Regions from separate parts of the Homo sapiens genome. Here regions 1, 2 and 3 are each linked to region 4. Evidence: chromatin loops called from intact Hi-C (ENCODE). Cell type or tissue: endothelial cell of umbilical vein. All regions are shown on one strand.

The links. A loop is a pair of places that touch in the nucleus more often than their neighbours do. Peaks named below come from ENCODE experiments on the same cell type or tissue, not always from the same donor. Only the 100,000 strongest peaks of a DNase experiment are listed, where the experiment ranks them.
Region 1: a loop joins it to region 4, with 4 times the contacts of the local background. A loop is called at or near these places in 5 of 110 quality-filtered maps.
Region 2: it touches region 4 in a loop (2.8-fold over the local background); 103 of 110 quality-filtered maps call a loop at or near these places.
Region 3: it touches region 4 in a loop (5-fold over the local background); 6 of 110 quality-filtered maps call a loop at or near these places.

What each region holds. Positions count from the first base shown.
Region 1 is chr17:64,352,713-64,357,712 of GRCh38, forward strand. It overlaps PECAM1 (platelet and endothelial cell adhesion molecule 1), which reads right to left. Exons shown (of 16, transcript NM_000442.5): 8 at 3,399-3,686; 9 at 2,221-2,328; 10 at 779-806. Among named protein-coding and RNA genes, the nearest start is that of PECAM1, 36 kb to the right of the region's middle. In endothelial cell of umbilical vein, no CTCF peak of the experiment used is centred here; DNase peaks (open chromatin) are centred at 2,309, 3,269 and 4,909; H3K27ac peaks cover 3,678 bases.
Region 2 is chr17:64,318,341-64,323,340 of GRCh38, forward strand. PECAM1 (platelet and endothelial cell adhesion molecule 1) reads right to left here. Exons shown (of 16, transcript NM_000442.5): 16 at 1,075-5,000. Among named protein-coding and RNA genes, the nearest start is that of TEX2, 58 kb to the left of the region's middle. RefSeq lists a silencer at 2,697-2,908. In endothelial cell of umbilical vein, a CTCF peak has its summit at 2,890 (motif pointing right); a DNase peak (open chromatin) is centred at 2,911; H3K27ac peaks cover 390 bases.
Region 3 is chr17:64,341,391-64,346,390 of GRCh38, forward strand. It overlaps PECAM1 (platelet and endothelial cell adhesion molecule 1), which reads right to left. Exons shown (of 16, transcript NM_000442.5): 14 at 244-300. Among named protein-coding and RNA genes, the nearest start is that of PECAM1, 47 kb to the right of the region's middle. In endothelial cell of umbilical vein, no CTCF peak of the experiment used is centred here; DNase peaks (open chromatin) are centred at 3,081 and 4,781; H3K27ac peaks cover 3,336 bases.
Region 4 is chr17:64,409,664-64,414,663 of GRCh38, forward strand. No RefSeq gene overlaps it. Among named protein-coding and RNA genes, the nearest start is that of PECAM1, 21 kb to the left of the region's middle. In endothelial cell of umbilical vein, no CTCF peak of the experiment used is centred here; a DNase peak (open chromatin) is centred at 2,498; H3K27ac peaks cover 3,302 bases.

The DNA of each region.
Region 1 (5,000 bases), 57 kb before region 4:
AGTGCAATCTCGGATCACTGCAGCCTCCGCCTCCTGGGTTCAAGCGATTCTCGTGCCTCAGCCTCCCGAGTAGCTGGGATTACAGGCATGCACCACCACGCCCGGCTAATTTTTGTGTTTTTAGTAGAGATGGGGTTTCGCTGGCTAGGCTGGTCTTGAACTCCTGACCTCAGGTGATCTGCCTGCCTCAGCCTCCCAAAGTGCTGGGATTACAGGTGCGAGCCACCATGCTTGGCGGTGATAAAACTTTTTCCTATTAAAATAAACATCAGGACCAAAGCACACATGAATACCAGGAGTCCTTCACAGGCTACTACCAAGCCCCTGAAATTCTTATCCCACGCTACTGTTTCTCTCTGGAACAGAGCAATCATTTCTATACTTTTGGATTTGGGATTTCAACAACAGTAAAGGTAGTAAAACCATTTTTTAAAGGCCAACTCTATTTTGTCAAATTTTAAAAAATTTATCTACTACCATTATAATTTCATAAAGAAAGGGAGATTTCACAAATAATCATGTAGGAAGGACATGATCTCAGAATAAAAGCCATTCCTTCCCATGAAAGGACAATTGGCATTCTTCCACGGAGGTACACACACACACACACACACACACACACACACACAACTCACACACACAACTCACACCCAAGGAAGGCCTATATTTTTCTAAGTTTGCCAAGAGCCACTGAAAACTTCCTAATGACCAGAATCTCCCTCCAGACATGTCCACCGTGCTCACAGAGCAGCCGCCCCCTTCTTACAAATACACTCACCTGGACATTTCCACTGGCATCTGCTTGGCTTTAAAACAGAAAACGAAAAACCAAAGTCAGTATACAGTACCCACATCCATACCACTATAATGGCCAAAACGCCAATGGCTTTTGCACTAACCTAATAGATAGAAAACACTTTTCTTTTCTTTTTGTTTTACTCCTAGTAAGCTGTGAAGGAACACTCTTTTCAGCTACGTTTGACTTCCCAGAAGATTGAATACCCAGAAAAAGAGAGAAAAAGAAGCCAAATATATTCACTCTTTTACAAAAGACAGAAAAGAAAGAGGTATTCTCTTGGTCTTATACCAAGATATTTCCCCAGAAACATGATATCTTGACTATTTTAGCCAGAAGTGATTTTTGTTAGTGAAATATGATGGAAAAAGAGACAATGATATGGGAACCAGATTAGCCAGATAAGCAGGCAGCTCTCTTCCTCTCTCTCTCTTTTTTTTTTTTTTTTTGAGACAGAGTCTTGCTCTGTTGCCCAGGCTGGAGTGCAGTGATGTGATCTGGGCTCACTGTAACCTCTGCCTCCCAGGTTCAAGTGATTCTCCTGCCTCAGCCTCCTGAGTAGCTGCAATTACAGGCACCCATCACCACGTCTGGCCAATTTTTTGTATTTTTAGTAGAGATGGGGGTTTCACCATGTTGTCCCGGCTAGTCTTGAACTCCTGACCTCAAGTGATCTGCCTGCCTTGGCCTCCCAAAGTGCTGGAATTACAGGTGTGAGCCACCGTGCCTGACCACTCTCTTTGATTCCAGATAATTACAAAAAGTAAAGGCGAAATCAATCCCTGCGTTTGTAACTCGAAGCTGGCCTAAGATCAACGCCAGGGTGTGCTCTATCTTCCTTGATGGGTGGCAGCTTTCCTGACAAAAACCAGGGCCCCTCCTCACCCCATCTTCCCCTCCCATCCTGGGCAGCAGCACCAGAGGCTCCAAAAGAACCTACCTTATCCCACAAAAAAATTTTTGCAGGATTTACTGATGCTCTGCCCTTTTCCTTGAGTCTTGGACAGCTGACTCTGATTCCTGGTTATCAGCAGGTGGTCCTGGCTGCTCAGCCGGGCTTACTTAGCTAACCCCAAGCATAGGGTAGAAGTCACAGCACAACCACCAGGTTAATTACAAAGCATTCAATGTGTGTGTGCAACATGTGGGTGTTATGCGCATGTTTGTGTGTCTCCAAGACACTTGCACCCCACTCTACACGCATTACAGGACTAGGTGTGGACAAATCTACAGAAATGGCTTCTTCTAACCACACAAAGATGCAATTTCCCCCCAAATTTATCTTTTCTGGTTTGCCCAATGAGGAAAATAATAGCTTTCATTTTTGCCTAGCTGAATCCAGGGGTCAGAAAAGCACCACGCATCCCTGGCTGGTTTCCTGGCAAGGACGACCAGTCAGTATGGAAGGAAAGAACTATGCTCACCCTTGGCTTTCCTCAGAAAATAACATTTGGCCGCAATGATCAAGAGAGCAATGATCACTCCGATGATAACCACTGCAATAAGTCCTTTCTTCCATGGGGCAAGAATGACTGAAAACAAAACAAAACAAAAAATTTTTTTTGTATATAGGCTCTTCCTCTGCCAGGAAGAAATAATATCAGGCTTAAGCAACAAAAGTCAGTCTGATTCTCACAGCTCTTGTAACTGGCAGCTTGCCTTAGCATCCATCTACCTCTGAGGGGTTCTGCACTCAGAGCTGGTGCAGAAATGATTGTTTCTGCTACAAATAGAGGTCAGCTGTGGTCCTCAAGGAGGGAACAAACCAGCTTTGCTGGGGTAGACTCTTTTCTTTTTCTTTCTTTTTTGAAACAGGGTCTCACTCTGTCACCCAGGCTAGAGGCTGATGACAGCTCACTGCAGCCTCAACTTCCTGGGCTTGAGCAATCCTTCCACCTCAGCCTCCCGAGTAGCTGGGACTACAGGAGCACACCACCACACACAGCTATTTTTTGTTGGTTTGATTTTTGAGGCAGAGTCTTGCTCTGTTGCCCAGGCTGGAGTGCAGTGGAGCAAGCTCTGCTCACTGCAACCTCTACCTCCTGGGTTCAAGTGATTCTCATGTCTCAGCCTCCCGAGTAGCTGGGATTACAGGTATGAGCCACTGCGCCCAGCCTATTTTTGTACTTTTTGTAGAGACAGGGTTTCACCATGTTGCCCAGGCTGGTCTCCAACTCCAGGGCTCAAGTGGAGTAGACTCCTTTTTGGCATGTGTTTTCAGCCCTCTTCCTCTCCAGGAAACCGCCCCCACCCACATAAGTGGGTTCCCCAATCATGTCTGTTCTGCGTGACCCAATCCCCTTGGCTACAGGTGGTCTGTGGTTGGATGTTTGACCCAAGATGACTCAATGGTGAGTCTGCCAACAATTTGTAATTGGAACGATGTGACATTCTCCCAATTCCTTATAATAATCGATTTCTCTTTTTTACTTAATTTGAGTGGGTTTCTGTCACTTGCAACCAAGAGCCTGGAGGACATTACTCTCCTAGCCTTCAGTCACATAAGCTAGACTCCCCCCCAACTCCCTCTTACAAGGGGTGTGTTTTCTGGTCTTGCCCTTGGGAGCCCACAGCACAGCTTGCTATGGAGACCCTGACTCACCTCTGACTGTCAGTATTTTGCTTCTGGGGACACTGGAGGCGTGGTTGGCTCTGTTGAAGGCTGTGCAGTAATACTCTCCCTCCTGTTCCTTGCTAGCCTTCTGCTTGGTCCAAAATGCCTGGGTGGCATTTGAGGTCATTTGATAGAAGGGTTTGCCCTCTTTTTCTCTGTAAAACTTATAGGTGATGGGACCAGATCCTTCATTCACAGCACATTGCAGCACAATGTCCTCTCCAGACTCCACCACCTTACTTGACAGGATAGAAATCTGGACCTCATCCACCGGGGCTGAAAAGCAGGAAAAGGATTCACACTGAGCAAAGAAGGGCAGAGGAAGAGGAACATGAGACAGCCACTGCTCAACTTTTTTTTTTTTCCTCTGAGACAGAGTCCCGCTCTTATCACCCAGGCTGGAGTGCAGTGGTATAATCTCAGCTTACTGCAACGTGTGCCTCCTGGGTTCAAGCAAATCTTCCTGCCTCAGCCTCCCGAGTAGCTGGAATGACAGGTGCGCCCACCAGGCCCAGCTAACTTTTTGGATTTTTTTGTTGTTGTTGTTGTTTTAGAGACGGGGTTTTGCCCTGTTGGCCAGGCTGGTCTTGAATTCCTGACCTCAGGTGATTTGCCCACCTCGGCCTTCCAAAATGCTGGGATTACAGGCATAAGCCACCATGCCAGGCCACAGACAATCTTGACCCACTGCCTTCTCTAGCTATCGGCCATTTTTTCTCCTTTTTCCTTTATGCTTTGACTCCCTTATTTCACACTTTCTTGTTACCCCTGAAATCTGACTGCACTCTTTTGTAGTCACAATCTTGTGACACTGCACTCTCTCTCAAGTTTTGAAGAAACTGGGAAGGTCACTTGATTCCCCAACCAACGTCCCTGAGTCCCCTGCTGATTAAATTCAGTGGTGGATGCTCTTCCTCCACGCTCCCAATCTTGGGCTCTCCATACTTCACTGTTGCCCAGGTCTTACTGTGGAACTCAGCTTTTTCTGGGCTTCTGGGCTTCCTCATGACTCTGATTCTCTTCCCTTCTTACCTGGCACCCCTTTCTTATTCACTGGTTATTCTTTGTTTTCCCCGGAAGTATGAACATTTTGCAAAATTCAATCCTCAGTTTTCCATCCCCATTCTCCTCCTGGGTGATTTCACCTACACGCTGAGCTTCTGTCTCTGAGCCACTGACACCTAAACCTATGGCTCCAGTCCAGGTTACTTTCCTGAACTCCAAGTCTCCCTTTTCACCTGGGCATTTCCACCTGGAAGCCCAGCCAGCCTCACTCCCTGCAGGTCCAAGCAGAACTTGGCTACCTCCTGTATCCGCTTTTCCTAGCTCCATCCTCAACTACCAAAATTCGGATCCTAAATTGTCTTCCCAAGTAGACTTTCCTTCTAGTGTGAGAGCAGATGGTCAGCAGATGGTATTGTAACTTATGAGTCACTCTCCTGTGAGTGCAGGCTGTGGTAAGACAATGGAAGAAGCCAAGCTCCGGGCCTGGGACACCAGTGGGCTCAAATCCCAGTCCCACCACCCACCAGCTGTCTGCCCTAAGCCTCAGTTACGTCATGATAAAATAACGACAATGCTGTTACTGGC
Region 2 (5,000 bases), 91 kb before region 4:
CAAATGTTGAAATCACCATTTGTTTCCTTATTCTGAGCAATTTTCTGAAGGTAAGCCGAGTCTTGCTGGGGATATTGAATGTAAAACTGTCTTTAAAGTAGATCCTTTGGTAAGAAATGTATTGATCACTATTTTGGGGTTTTAACTGACATCAAATAATATGAAGCATATGTGAGTTTTTAATTATTTAGAAGTTCCTAACCCTTTTTTGGACCCTATCTCCCTTCAAGAAACTGATAAAAGGCCAGGCGTAGTGGCTCACACCTATAATACCAGAATTTGGGAGGCTGAGGCAGGAGTTCTATCACTTGAGCCCAGGAGTTTGTGACCAGCCTGGGCAACATAGTAACACCCTCATCTCTACAAAAAAATTAAAAATTAGCTGGGTGTGGTCGTGGGCACCTGTGGTCCCAGCTTTGGGAAGCTGAGACAGGAGGATTGCTTGAGCCCGGGAGGTCAAGGCTGCAGTGAGCCATGTTCACACCAGTGCACTCCAGCCTGCGTGACAGAGCAAGACTCTTTATCTCAAAACAAACAAAGACATGGATAAAAGCTATGGATTCTCTCCCATAGAAAACTGCACACCCTCATAACCTTTTGCACCTACTCTTTTTTTTTTTTGAGACAGAGTTTCGCTCTTGTTGCCCAGGCTGGAGTGCAATGGCTCGATCTTGGCTCACCACAACCTCTGCCTCCCAGGTTCAAGCAATTCTCCTGCCTCAGCCTCCCGAGTAGCTGAGATTACAGGCATGCACCACTACGCCCGGCTGATTTTGTATTTTTAGTAGAGATGGGGTTTCCCCATATTGAGGCTGGTCTCGAACTCCTGACCTCAGCTGATCCACCCACCTCAGCCTCTCAAAGTGCTGGGGTTACAGGCGTGAGCCACCGCGCCCGGCTGCACCTACTCTTAGAGAATTCTCAGGCCCCACGCCTTACCCCAACTTCTGTTACCAGTGGTGAATCCAATGGGTCTGCAGCAAACTTGATGCTTGCCTTCTCAAAGACAGAACTCAGCTGAGGGGCAGAGGTGGTTTTAAGTGGTTTTAAGGCACAGGGAGAGACCAAGGCAAGTTTTAGAGCAGGAGTGAGAGTTTATTAAAAAGTTTTAGAGCAGGAACAAAAGGAAGTACACTACACTTGGGTCAGGCAGGCAACTTGAGAGATCTAAGTGCCCTGCCTGACCCTTAACTTGGGGTTTTATGTATTTGGCATAGTTCTGGGATTTACGTCTCATCTCCCCTGATTCTTCCCTTGCAGCAGGCTGTCCGCGTATGTGGTGACCTGCCAGCACTTGGAAGGGGTCGCATGCACAGTGTGATTACTGAAGTTGCGCGCATGCTCACTTGAGGCATTTTTCCCCTTACCAGTCGTGCGTTCCCAGAGGAAGGTAGGTCATATACTGGTTAAATTCCGCCATTTTGCCTCTTGGTGCGCATGCTCCAGGCTGCTTGCCCAGCTCCTGAGATCTTATCGGGAAGCGGCTGATCACCAGATCAGGGTGTTTTGTATCTATTGAGAGACTGTCCTTGCTTGGAGCTGGCTGCAACCAATTATTATTTTACAGAGACAGTTTAACAACCACCTGACCATCACCTGATGGTAGCCTGACATTCCTGTGGGGGCCCTCACCTGTCCTGCTCATGTTTGCCTAGCTCCCTACTCTAACATTTCCACTCTGTGGACCCCAGGTTGAGATCTTCTGCAGGGAAGACTGTCCTCAAATAGCCTGCTGGGGAGACATCTCCTTCCCGTTTACCTTTCCATTTGCCCTTGCGGTGTTAGGCAAAGGCTGAAGCTGGCCTCTGTGGCAGAGGGTTTCTTCCCAACACGCCAATGACGCTGGTGGAGAGTCTTAAAAACAGCTGTGCTGGGGAGAGTTCTTGGTGTGTACCTTTCAGAGACCTCCTCCTTAAGACTCTCAAAGACTGAGTCAGGCCAGTGGGAGCCTGGCAGCAATTCTTAGGGGACAGTGACAGCTTTTTGAGGAGGACTAATTGGCTTCTAGGGCTGGAGGCCACTTGGGTCTGACAGACTGCCCTGCTGCCATCCCTCCAGGGCACCCCCCACTCCCTTGCCTCAGGGCCTTCCTGCACTTCTTCCTTTTGTCCTCAATGTTCTTCACCCCACCTTTTCCACTGGTACCCTCTGCCTATGGTCAAGGCTTTGGTGAGACCCACTTTCCTCTTAGACCTTCCTGGATCCCCCAAAGTCTGTGTTGGAAGCCCCTCCCATGTGCCCTTGTTTGAGCTTTTAATTTTCCACCATGACGCTTGTCACACTGCTTTGTAATTGGCTCTCTGTTAGTCTGCATCTCTACTGGGTTGTACCTTCCAGGAGGACAGCTGCCATGTGACTCTTGTAATCTTCCCACCGCCAACACCCAGCACAGCGTCAGGAACACAGAGCATGATGAGCACAAGCTTGTTGAGCAAACAGACAAATAACTGGATGCTTCTGTGCAGAGTTTCTCAACCTGGCCATTATTGGCATTTGGGACTTGATCATGCTTGGTCGTGGGAGACGGTTCTGTGCCTGTAGGATGTTTAGGAGCATGCTTGGTTTCTACCCACCAGATGCCGGGAGCACACCCACCCAGCTGTGACAACCAAAAATGTCTCCAGACACCATTCCAAAACCAGCGGGAGACAAAATCGCCCGACAGTCGTTGCTTTAGTGAGTGAATGTTGACCTAAGCGTCACTTCGCCTGTCTTGAGTCTAGGTCGGGGAGTGGGTTCAGTTAGCCAATCAGAGAACGCTGATGGGGCGACCAGTATATGCTCATGAAATGGGTGGCTGACCTCTTGGGGTCAGAAGAGGGAAAAGTTTTACTGTGTGTTGGCTAAGGACCATTTTAAGTCCTTCAGTGACCGATTACCACATGAGAACACAAGAGGGCGCTCTAACTAATGAGTTCCGCGGCCGAGAAAACTCCTGGAGTGGGTGCTCCTGGGATGCTTCAGGTTTAGACACCGGGGTTACGGCAGCTGCCGAGGAAGGCTAAAGCCAGCGTCCTGGATTCAGACAGACCTTTTAGCCATTAAATCCACTAAGAAAGATCCCTGCGCATGAAGTTTCCTCCTCGGAAATATAGGCAGAAGGGAAAGTAATTTTAAACTCATGTGTGCTCCACAGGCCGGGGGCGGTGGCTCATGCCTGCAATCCCAGCACTTTGCGAGGCCAAGGAGGGAGGATCACTTGAGCCCAGAAGTTCGAGACCAGCCTGGGCACCATGGTGAAACCTCATCTCTGCAAAAAAAAAATTAAAAATTAGCCAGCTATGGCGGCTCACGCCTCTGGTCCCAGCTACCCAGGAAGCTGAGATGGGAGGATCGCTTGAGCCCAGGGGTTCGAGGCTGCGGTGAGCCATTGTTGTGCCACTGCACTCCAGCCTGGGCAACAGAGCAAGCCCCTGTCTCAACAAAACAAAACAAAACAAAAAATTCAGTCGTGCTGCATAAGTAAGGCACCAGGAGTAGGAATAGGGTCTTTGCAGCTCCCGTGGCAATTGCCCTTCTCTGGTGGTGGCAAGGGACTAAGGAACTCCCTGGACACAGGGGATCTGGCTGTCCCCAGATCATCAACAGAGACATGAAGGTCGTTAGAGGTCGTCTGATCCTTTGACCTCAATCTGAGCCCACCACTCAGAAAACCTGGAAATTGTATGACATTTTCGTGATACAACTCGGTGTGTGTGTGTTGGGGAAAGGAACCAACAGCTTTCATCATATTGTCAAAAGAGTCTAGGCTGGGCATGGTGGCTCACGCCTGCAATCCCAACCCAAAGGCCTGTGGAGCACACATGAGGACAAGGCGGGCAGATCACCAAAGGTCAGGCATTCGAGATCAGCCTGGCCAACGTGGTGAAACCCCATCTCTACTAAAAATACAAAAATTAGCCAGGCGTGGTGACATGTGCCTGTAATCCCAGCTACTCGGGAGGCTGAGACAGGAGAACTGCTTGAACCCAGGAGGCGGAGGTTGCAGTGAGCAGAGGTTGCGCCGCTGCAGTCCAGCCCGGGCAACAAGAGCGAATCTCCGTCTCAAAACAACAAAACAAAAACATAGACCTGCTCGGTTCTCTCTGTGACTTCAGAGGCCCAAGGAGTCCTCAGCACTATAGATGCATGTGGCCCCTCAGAAGACAACATTTCACAGATCTGCAAAGAGCAAAGGTCAAATTTATTTAATACAACATCCACGAGGGTCCCTGCAGCTGTGTCACTGAGGCAAACAGGAAAAGTGATTTTGGCTAGGCGTGGTTCTCATCTGTGAAATTCCACAGCGCAATGACAGCAGCCTCTCTCCCACCCACTCAAGACACTGTCAGGAATGTCTTAAGACCTCAGGAGACCACTTCTTTAGCAAGCAATTTTGTTTTTTGTTTTTTTTGAGATGGATTCTCACTCTGTCACTCAGGCTGGAGTGCAGTGGCGCGATCTCCGCTCACTACAACCTCCGTTTCCTGGGTTCAAGCGATAATCTCACCTCAGCCTCTTGAGTAGCTGATACTACAGGCATGCGCCACCACGCCCGGCTAATTCTTGTATTTTTAGTAGAGACAGGGTTTCATCAGGCTGGTCTCAAACTCCTGACCTCAGGTGATCCGCCCACCTCAGCCTCCTGAAGTGCTGGGATTACAGGCGTGAGCCACCTTGCCTGCCCTGGCAAGGAATACATTTTTAAAAATTAGTAAGAAACATACACATTTCAAGTTTTCAATTAAGAATAATATTTGCTGATGGCACCATCTTCCTGTCTTTCAGCCTTCAGCATGGTAGAGGAAAAGAGAAAGAGTGTAGACAAAAACAGTTGAAGAACATCTGTGCTTGTTCCACCTTCATTTTCTGTTTTGTGCGTTGCCTGAATGAACGGTGTCTTCAGGTTGGTATTTCACAGGCGGTGCTCCCAAGTAGTCTGGTTTTCCCATTTGTGGAGGGCGAGGTCATAGAGGGGACAGGGGGAGGCTGTCTGGTCAGCACTGTGTATTTCCAAAGAA
Region 3 (5,000 bases), 68 kb before region 4:
TAAGGGTCACCGGCTGGGGTCAGTAAGCATTCAAGAAGCGCTCGTTGACTACATGAATAGTAAATGTGACCCGAGGTGACTTTTTAAGGGTGGTGGGAGAGAGGAAGCCCACAGCGCTGGTGTAAGAGGTGGCACCCCTTTTTTGGCCTTCTTTGCTTCTTCTTTTCTCTGCCCACTCCCAAGGCCCCATCAGTGATTCTAGGGGGCATCCCCCAGGCTGGGGCACTGGAGACCCTCACTCACCAGGGACAGCTTTCCGGACTTCACTGTACACTGTCTCTGTGTCCTTCTTTCCTAGATCTGGAAAAAGGACCAGGCATAAGTTAGTAGCTGCCTCTGGGAACGAGGTCAGTCCACTGCAGTCATAGGAAAAGGTCTGAGGCTCTGCAGGCAAGGCTGTACCCCACCACTGCACCCCACCAGAACCAGGTCCAGAAGCACCCAGAGACCTTGTCATTTCTGATGTTAGAAGATCCTGGCTGGGCAAGGTGGCTCATACCTGTAATCCCAGCACTTTGGGAGGGTGAGGGGGGCAGATCACTTGAGGTCAGGAGGTTGAGACCATTCTGGCCAACATGGCGAAACCCCGTCTCTACTAAAAATTCAAAAAATTAGCCGGGCATGGTGGTGCGTGCCTGTGATCCCAGTTACTCGAGAGCTAAGGGACGAGAATCGCTTGAACCCAGGATGCAGAGGTTGCAGTGAGCCAAGATTGCGCCACTGCACTCCAGCCTGGGCAACACAGTGACACACCACCTCAAAAAAAAAAAAAAGAAGAAGAAGAAGGTCTTGGTCTAACGAGCGTCACTCCCAGTCTGGGAATAGGAGGTCAGCAGGCCATTGTGGAGCAGGGCCACATGCACCAGAGGAACCCTGGACCTGAGGGGCCACGGATGGAGAGGCCCCCAGCAAGGGCCTGCAGCCTCCAGCTTGCTGGCCCCACTCCTCTTCCCCTGCCACCGTGACCCTTGTCCAGACATTCTGCCAGGTCCCTCAACGCAGGGTTGGGCTATGGCCTCCCAATCACCTGAGAGCCCAGACCCCGGGATCCAGAACGAGATCCTGAGGTCTGGGTTAGAGCCTGGGGGTTGTCAGTGACCCTAGGAATAGCTGGGACTGAGAACTCTTACAGGGATAGACAGCTGGGCTGGCTGTTTTCACTGCTGGCTCCTGGGCCTCACTGCAGCTTCTGGTTGGATTGGTCTGGGGGGGTCCCTGGTGCTGGTTTTTTAGGATCTCCTCAGGGGCCCTAATATGCAGACAGGGCTGAGATCCTCTGGGCTAGACCCTCTCAATATGGCAGCATGATGACTGACCCAGGGTGTGGCGTATACCTGGAGGAGACTCAAGGGCGCCCTTCCTGCCATCTGTTTACCTTACACTGGGGTATGGGCACAGGATGTGTATACAAAAATACACACACAGCATATACACACGCACACTCATGCACACAATGTGTATACATGCTATGTATACCCTCATACAGTGTGTAGGATGTGTCTACACACATTGTATACACACTGTATGTACAAACATGCAATCTGGGTGTGCACACACTCATGCACACAGGGTGTGCACACACATACATACCCACCAACCCTGAGGAAACAGGATGGAACCTGGCCACTTCCCAGCTCCTGTCACCTGCACAAAGGCCCAGGAAGCCTCACTGTAGAAAAGAGCCTGATGTCGTGTGGGCCACTGTTCTCCTTTTACAGATGGGGAAAGGAAGCCCCAGATAGGGTAAGGGGCTTCCTGTGCCATGGTCAGTGCATTTCCCTCCTCGGAGTGAATGGCTGGGGTGTGACCCTGGACTCTACCTGCACTGAGATGCCCTTGTCTCACCATGCTCCAGGGACACCCCACTCTCACTTCCTGGCCCCACACACACTCCTCCACAGCCAGCACTGCCCTTTCTCCTTGCCCCATTTCCCCACGACCCTGGTGGAGCTTCACGCATGTACCAACACACCCACACTCACTCTCCCTCTGTGCCCTGGGAAGTTACAGGGCCCCCTGAGCTCCACAGCATGTTGGTGACATTTGTCCACAACACACCGATGTGACTTGTTCCCAAGTCCGTCTCCCTGGCAGACCCCGACCTCCTATGGGGTGACAGCTGGGGTCTTGGACATGTCCCATTCCTAGGCTTGCTCAGCTGCCTGGGGGCACCTGTCCAAGTTTGAAGTGACAGTAATGGTGGTGGCTCCTGTGTCAGGAACCATTTGTGAGGAGAAAGCCTGGGGGTGGGTCAGATCCCTACAGTTGAACTTGGGGCATTTGGGGTGACTAGGGCCTTACACTGACTTCCCCAGGGCACCAAACAGGATTTGGAACTCAGTAGAGTGGCTGAGCTACCAGGGCACCACACTGCTGGGACAGCAGAGATGCCCACACACCCCTCACTCTCTTTCTGTGGCACCAGATGTGGGGGCCTCAAGGAAAGCTGTAGGGATCCCCAACCCTATTGGGGGATCCTCCACATCCCCAAGACACCCTCTGCTTGATGTCAGGCCTGGCCAAATCACTCACTCAGCAGAATCCTAGACACCTAGTGTGAACCCCGCACTGTGGAAGAGGAAAGGTGATCGGGCCTGGTCCCAGCTTTCAGGAGCTCCAGGCTGCGAGGCAGACAGGTGCACAAACAACGCAGACACTGCAACAAATGCTATCAAACACCATATACCAGGCGCATGGTGGGGTGGTCACGGCCAGCTCACCCTCCGACCCAGGCCCACAGTGGGGGCTGGGGCAGGTGAGGAATAAATGGAGGGAGAGGGCTTGGTGTTTGGGCCTGGGGGTTTCTGCTTCTTGGTGGAGCTTCTAGAGTTGCAGCTGCCCCCAAATCTGCCCAGTTAAGTGATGGGTGGGCAGGCAGAGTTGCAGCTCATCACTACCTCTCCTCCCCACCCACTCCACGGCAGCAGCTGCTTGCTAATGAGTAAACCAGGCTGGCAGGCTCTTTGTCTCTGCTGTCAGGGATGTTTCCGGATGGGGCTTTATTTTGGCTTCTGTTTTTCTCTGTGTTAACAGAGAAGGAGATGGCTTCAACGTCATGGGGTTTTCCCAGCAATTAGTCTCAGAGCAAACATGCAGCAAACCAGGATTTACTGAGTTCCTTCCTGCCCCTCCTCCACCCCAAGTGACCACTTGGTCGGCTGCCACTAGGGTCAGAGCTGGATGTGGTTCCCAACCCCTCCTCCATAGGAGGAGGAAGTCTTGAGAGCAGGGAACTGGCTTGGTCAAGACCAGGTCAAATGTACTCACCACTGGCCTTGTACCCACAAAGCCCCTTTTCGTACCTGGTAATACCTGGCTCTCCACCCACAGGAAGGCAGAGAGGGAACACCTGAGGCTCAGGCCTGACTTCCCACACTGCTCCTTAGCTGCCAAGGAGGAGGACGGGTCTAGAAAACTCAAATTGAATTCCCAAAAAGCTCTCCATTGCCCCCAAGTGACCCTCTTTACGGGTCTACCTGGACCTCTGCAGCCCACACAGCTTTTGTGCAAATGGGGAAAGAGGGACCAGTTAGGTGATGGCATCCCTGCAGCTGCACAGCTTGGCAAGGAGGGCACATGCTGACCGCCTCTGCTTCACCCAATCCTGGAGGGTCTCGATACCTCCTTATTTTTAAATTTTTTGTAGAAATAAGTTCTTGCTTTGTTGCCCAGGCTGGTCTTGAATGCCTGGGCTCAAGTGATCCTCTCGCCTCTGCCTCCCAAAGTGCTGGGATTACAATACCTCCTTCTTGTCCCTTCAACCCTTCCCCACCTTTGAGCAAGAAAAAGAAAACCAGGGCCGGGCGCAGTGGCTCATGCTTGTAATCCCAGCACTTTGGGAGGCTGAGGTGGGCAGATCACTGAAGGTTAGGTGATCCCTGAAGGTTAGGAGGGCTTTGCTGCAGTGTGTTCCTGGCTGCCTCTCAGGCTGTCCCTCCACAAGGGAGGGTCTGTATGTGCTTGTGCTGCCTGCGTAGGGCCTTAATCACAATTTGTTATCTCAACGAGTCAATCACTCTACAATGAAATAAAGAGGAAGAGGCCAGGCCTGGTGGTTCACACCTGTAATCCCGGCACTTTGGGTGGTCAAGGCGGGTGGATCACCTGAGGTCAGGAGTTGGAGACCAGCCTGGCCAACATGGTGAAACCCTGTCTCTACTAAAAATACAAAAATTAGCCGGGGATGGTGGTGGGCGCCTGTAACCCCAGCTACTCAGGAGGCTGAGGCAGGAGAATAGCTTGAACCCGGGAAGCAGAGGAAGCAGTGTGCCGAAACTGTGCCATTGCATTCCAGCCTGGGCAACAAGAGCAAGACTGTCATAAAAAAAAAAAAAAAAAAAAAATGAGGAAGAGAGCTTCAGGCCTGCCGCGTTCCCCACCCCTCTCAGGTCCAGTCTAGACTTGGAAGTGAGTTGTGCAGATTGGGCAGTACACAACCCCCGGGGGCCATTCTGTTGGTAGGCTATGGGAATGTGCCCCAGTGGTGCAGCACACAGCCCAGCGGCTCTACGGGGCATCCCTGTAAGGAAAGTTCTGTGCATACAGCTGCTGACACTCAGCCCAGGCTCAAAAAGAGAAGACAAGGAGAAGTCCAAGACTCCTCCCAGATCATGGAGCAAGGGGTGATTTCAGGACCCCATTGCCATGTGGTCTGGCTAGTGGCTGGCACGGCCTGGAAAACTGCACGCATTCAGCCTGCACAGTCAGGAAAACTACCCCAGGCCTGCCTGGCTAGGTGGATGCAGCCTGGGGTTAGCCTCAGAGGAAGGGAGACAGATGGCAATGATCCCAGGGAGCTTCCCAGCTGGGCAGGAAGGTTCTGAGACTGCTTCCTTTGAGCGTGCAGGAGCCACTGTTTCCTTTGAGCATGCAGGAGTGTGCAGTGACCCCCGGGGACTGTGTACTGCCCAATCTGGGTTCGCAAAGGAGGAGGACAGTTAGGAGATGCATTTTTAATTTTTTTTTAGACGGAGTCTTGCTCTGCCACCCAGGCTGGAGAG
Region 4 (5,000 bases):
CCTCCCAAATGTCAAGGACGTGCTTTAATTAGAGCTTTTTAAAAATGGACCAGTTGCAGCCAGCGCTATGGCTGGTGACTGTAATCCCAGCATTTTGGGAAGCTGAGGCGGGAGGATCACTTGAGCCCAGGAGTTCGAGACCCCCCTGGACAACATAGTGAGACACCCCATCTCTACATGAATTTTGTTTTTTAATTAGCCAGGCATGGGGGTACATGCTTGTGGTCCCAGCTACTCGGGAGGCTGAGGTGGGAGGATTGCTTGAGTCGGGAGGTGGAGGCTACTGTGAGCCATGATTGGGCCATGGCACTCCATCCTGAGCAACAGAGCGAGACCCTGTCTCAAAAACAAAACAAACAAATAAACAAAACCCAGAAAACTTGGTTGTGATGGTGTACTGTAGCTTTGCAAAATGTTACCATTAGGGGAAACTGGCACATATCTCTGTATTATTTACTGCAAATGCATGCAAATGTACTATTATCTCAATAAAAATATTTCTATTTAAAAAATAGGGCTGGATGCCATGGCTCACACCTGTAATCCCAGCACTTTTGGAGGCTGAGGCAGGAGGATCACTTGAGGTCAGGAGTTGGAGACCAGCCTTGCCAACATGGTGAAACCCTGTCTCTACTAAAAACACAAAAATTAGCCAGGTGTGGTGGCACGTGCCGTGGGCCCAGCTACTCAGGAGGCTGAGGCAGGAGAATTCGCTTGAACCCGGGAGGTGGAGGTCGCAGTGAGCCGAGATTGCACCACTGCACTCCAGCCTGGGCAATAGACCGAGATTTAGTCTCAAAAAAAACAAAACAAAACAAAACAGAAAACCTTGAATTTTCACATTGCTCTTTAGAATGTGGAAGGAACCTGGAAATTTTCTCTGAGGGTGAGAGGGAGAAAATATGCTCCCAATAAGGGGAAATTCTAAACGGAAAACAAACAGGAACATTTTGCACCTAGAAAAGATCTTGTATATTCAGGGAGGTAAAGGGGATTTCTGCAAATCATTGTGAGATGCATTGACAAGCCTCAGCTCCTAAATGAAATGTTTTTCTCCCAGGTCGTTTGAAGGCCAGTTTCCCCAGAAAGCTACTCTTAGATGAACCTCTCTTAAGAGAGAGATGGGCAAGTAGGAGGTGCTCTTAGCTCCCTCTCTCCCATCCCCCATAGGATGAGGCTACAGAGGAATCCCTTAGGTCAACTTACAGAGAAGGACCCTGAGGCCCTGAGGTTGGCCATGTCTTGTCTGTGTGGCCAGCAAGGGGACTGCTGGGCCTGGCAGTGTCTCAGGACTTCCTGGCCAGGGAGCTTCCTTTGTTGTCTCTGGAATCCCCCCTTGCCCTGTGTCCTTGAGTCTAGGACCTGGCACAGGTACATGTGATGCCATGCCCAGGGTGCTGTAATCCAGGCACTGGCCTCTAAGGAATGGTTACGGAGGGCCAGACCAAGTCCAGCAGAGCCAGCTCTCACCAGGCCTGTGCAGTGGGTGAGCATATGTGATGGGAGGACATATGCAGTGGGTGGGCATATGTAGTGAGTGGGTATACGTAGTGAGTGGGTATATGTAGTGAGTGGGTATATGTAGTGGATGGGCATATGCAGTGAGTGGGTATATGCGGTGGGTGGGCATATGCAGTGGATGGGTATATGCAGTGGATAGGCATGTGTAATGGGCAAGCATATGCAATGGGTGGGCATATGCAGGGGTTGGGTATATGCAGTGGATAGGCACACGCACTAGGTGGGAATGTCATGGGTGGGCATATGTCATGGGTGGGCACATGAAATGGACAGGCATATGTCATGAGTGGGCATATGCAGTGAGTGGGCACATGCAGTGGATGGGCATGTGCAGTGGGTGGGCATATGCAGTGGGTGGGCATGTGCAGTGGGTGGGCATGTGCAGTGGGTGGGCATATGCTGTGGGTGGGCATACGCAGTGGATGGGCATGTGCAGTGGATGGGCATGTGCAGTGGGTGGGCATACGCAGTGGGTGGGCATACACAGTGGGTGGGCATGTGCAGTGGGTGGGCATGTGCAGGGGGTGGGCATACGCAGTGGGTGGGCATACGCAGTGGGTGGGCATATGCAGTGGGTGGGCATATGCAGTGGGTGGGCATATGTGATGGGTAGGCATATGCAGTGAGTGGGCAAATGCAGTGGGTGGGCATATGTCATGGGTGGGCATATGCAGGGCTGGGCACCTGCAGCAAGTGGGTTGTCGCGGGAGACTTTGCCCACACTAAGAGACTCTGAGTTTCAGTTTTCTGCCGCCTAACATGATATACTTGCGACTGCCTGTAAATCCATTTTTAACCCCCAACTAGGGAAGCTGAAGGAAGAGGAACAGCAGGGCCACCAGCTCAGCCCGGTGGCTGCATTGTTCTCCCCTGACATTGTTCTCAGGCCGGCTCTGCTTACCCAGAAGGCCCCCGTAACCCCTGGGGAATCCGATGAGATTGTTTTTCCCAAGACTGGGCTCTTCAGGTGTGAGCTGCAGTTCTTGGGCCACGTAGGTTACTGTGGCATTTCTGCAGCAGGAAAGAGGAAGGAACTTCTGATCTGTGGGGCAACGGCATCAACAATGTGCACCCCCACCAGCCGGCAGCGCGAAGAGGAAAGGAGCTCAGTTTCCATAGTGATAAATCACGAGGAAGGGAGCCTGGAGGGAGCCGGCAGTAAGACTTCTCCCTTCCCCTGGCTCCCTGCAAACGCATTCCCAATGCCAGAGTCAGTTAGCCGCCTGGCGCCTCTCCAGACTGAGCCCCCAGAACCGCAGGTAGAGGAAGACGGAAGGGGCTCTGCCAGATGGAAAACAAATTCCCAGCTCCTCTTCAATGTGTCAGTAAGGCATGGGTGCCCGAGCGGATGCGTCGGGGCCCAGGGCTGTGCCACACCTGGGTGGCCACCACATGCGAAGCTCTCGATGCATGCCACCTACATTATTCCATTCCATTCTCTTCTATTACGCCCTACACACGACTGTGTTCTATTAAATGAGCCCACAGCACAGGTGCTATTAGCCCTTTTATCACAGAAGAACAAACAGGCCTTGTGAGGGAGAGAGATGCACCAGAGACAATTCACCAAGTTAACAATAGCTCCTGAAGGTCTCAAGGCTCTCTTCTGAGATTCTTTCTCTTGCCAAAATCAGACTATTTTCCCCAAAGAAAACATTTGAGTTTTTTTGAAATGTTCTGGGAAGTCGTTTATCCCAAACGTCATCAGCCACTCTTTATGCAGGCCACGGTCTCTTGCCTGTAACCCTTGCATGTGCTGTTCCTTCTGCTTGAAATGCTGTTCCCTGCTTCCTTGGTCAGCTAACTCCTCAGGGTACTTGTCTCATCCCTCCTTCCCAGTAGCTCAGATGCCTTGCTTTCTGGGCTCCCACAGAACTTACACCATATTATGAAGCAACACAGAGTAATAGTAGGAGAAAAGGCTCTTCTAGGCCCAGACTAGCTGTGTGACCTCAGGGGATTTGCTTAACTTCTCTGAGCCTTGATTTCTTCATAGGCAAGATGGAGAGAATGCGAGCATCTGCCTCACAGTGTGTCTGTGAGGATTGGACATTAACATATGTAAAGCTCTTAGAAAATGCTTGCCTGCGGTTAATGCTCTAGAAACATTAGTCACTAAAGAATTAAGTTCTTAAAGCAAGAGCCATTCTTCATGGATATCTCTAGATCTAGAGGCTTAGGCCCAACTGGGTATGGAGCAAATGTCACTCTGGATTCGTGGGAGACTATTTTCCAGCTACACTTTAGGCAACAGGCACGGTGCTAGGCACCTTGATTCATAAGATTTAATTTAGTTAAGTCATTCCAGGACTGGTCTCAGATAGCCCAGGACCAGCATTTTGTCACTGTAGCCTGCAGCATTCTCGAATGGCCCTCTGATCACCTGATATCCCCTCCAGACTTCCTGCCCTGCCCAGGCCTGAAAAGAGTCCCCACACTCAGTGACAGGTGAAGAGGCCCTCAGCCTTGCCACAACAGGGGTTACCCATGTGGTCTGTAAACACCAAGAGATTTAAATAATGGACATACCTGCATCCCAGGGGCCACTCAGACGGCAAAAGACAAACCCCACCTTGGGCAGCCACTCTCCTCCATGGTTCCACTTGAAAAAATGAAATGAAACTCTTCATGCAAATACTCGGGTGCTAAACAGTTATGTAACAGCCAAGTCTCTCCACTTAAAAATACAGTCTTCTCCAAATCTATAGAGACAGGATGCCGACCAGAGGTTGCCTGGGACTTGGAGAGGGATCGGAGGACGACTGCCATTGGGCAAGAGGGAACTTTTGGGGGTGAAGAAAATGTGCTCAACTGGATCGTGGTGATGCTTGTACAACTCTGTCTTCACAAATTGTAGGGTTCCCGAATTTCGTCAATAAAGATACAGGATGCCCATTTAAATTTCAGATAAGCAATAAATACTATTTTTAATATAAGTATGTCTCAGATGGGACATCCTTGCATATTGCATGGGATATACTTACACTAAGAAAGTATTTGCTGGGCTGGGCGCAGTGGCTCACGCCTGTAATCCCAGCACTTCGGGAGGCTGAGGCAGGTGGATCACCTGAGGTTGGGAGTTCGAGACCAGCCTGTCCAACATGGAGAAACCCTGTCTCTACTAAAAATACAAAATTAGCTGGGTATGGTGGCACATGCCTGCAATCCCAGCTACTCGGGAGGCTGAGGCAGGAGAATCGCTTGAACCCGGGAGGCGGAGGTTGCAGTGGGCCAAGATTGCGCCATTGCACTCCAGCCTGGGCAACAAGGGCGAAACTCCATCTCAAAAAAAGAAAAGAAAAGAAAAGAAAACATTTGCTGTTTACCGGCGCGATCTCGGCTCACTGCAGCCTCCGCCTCCCTGGTTCAAGCGATTCTCCTGCCTCCGTCTCCCAAGTAGTTGGAATTACAGGTGCGCGATCTCAGCTCACTGCAGCTTCCGCCTCCCTGGTTCAAGCGATTGTCCTGCCTCAGTCTCC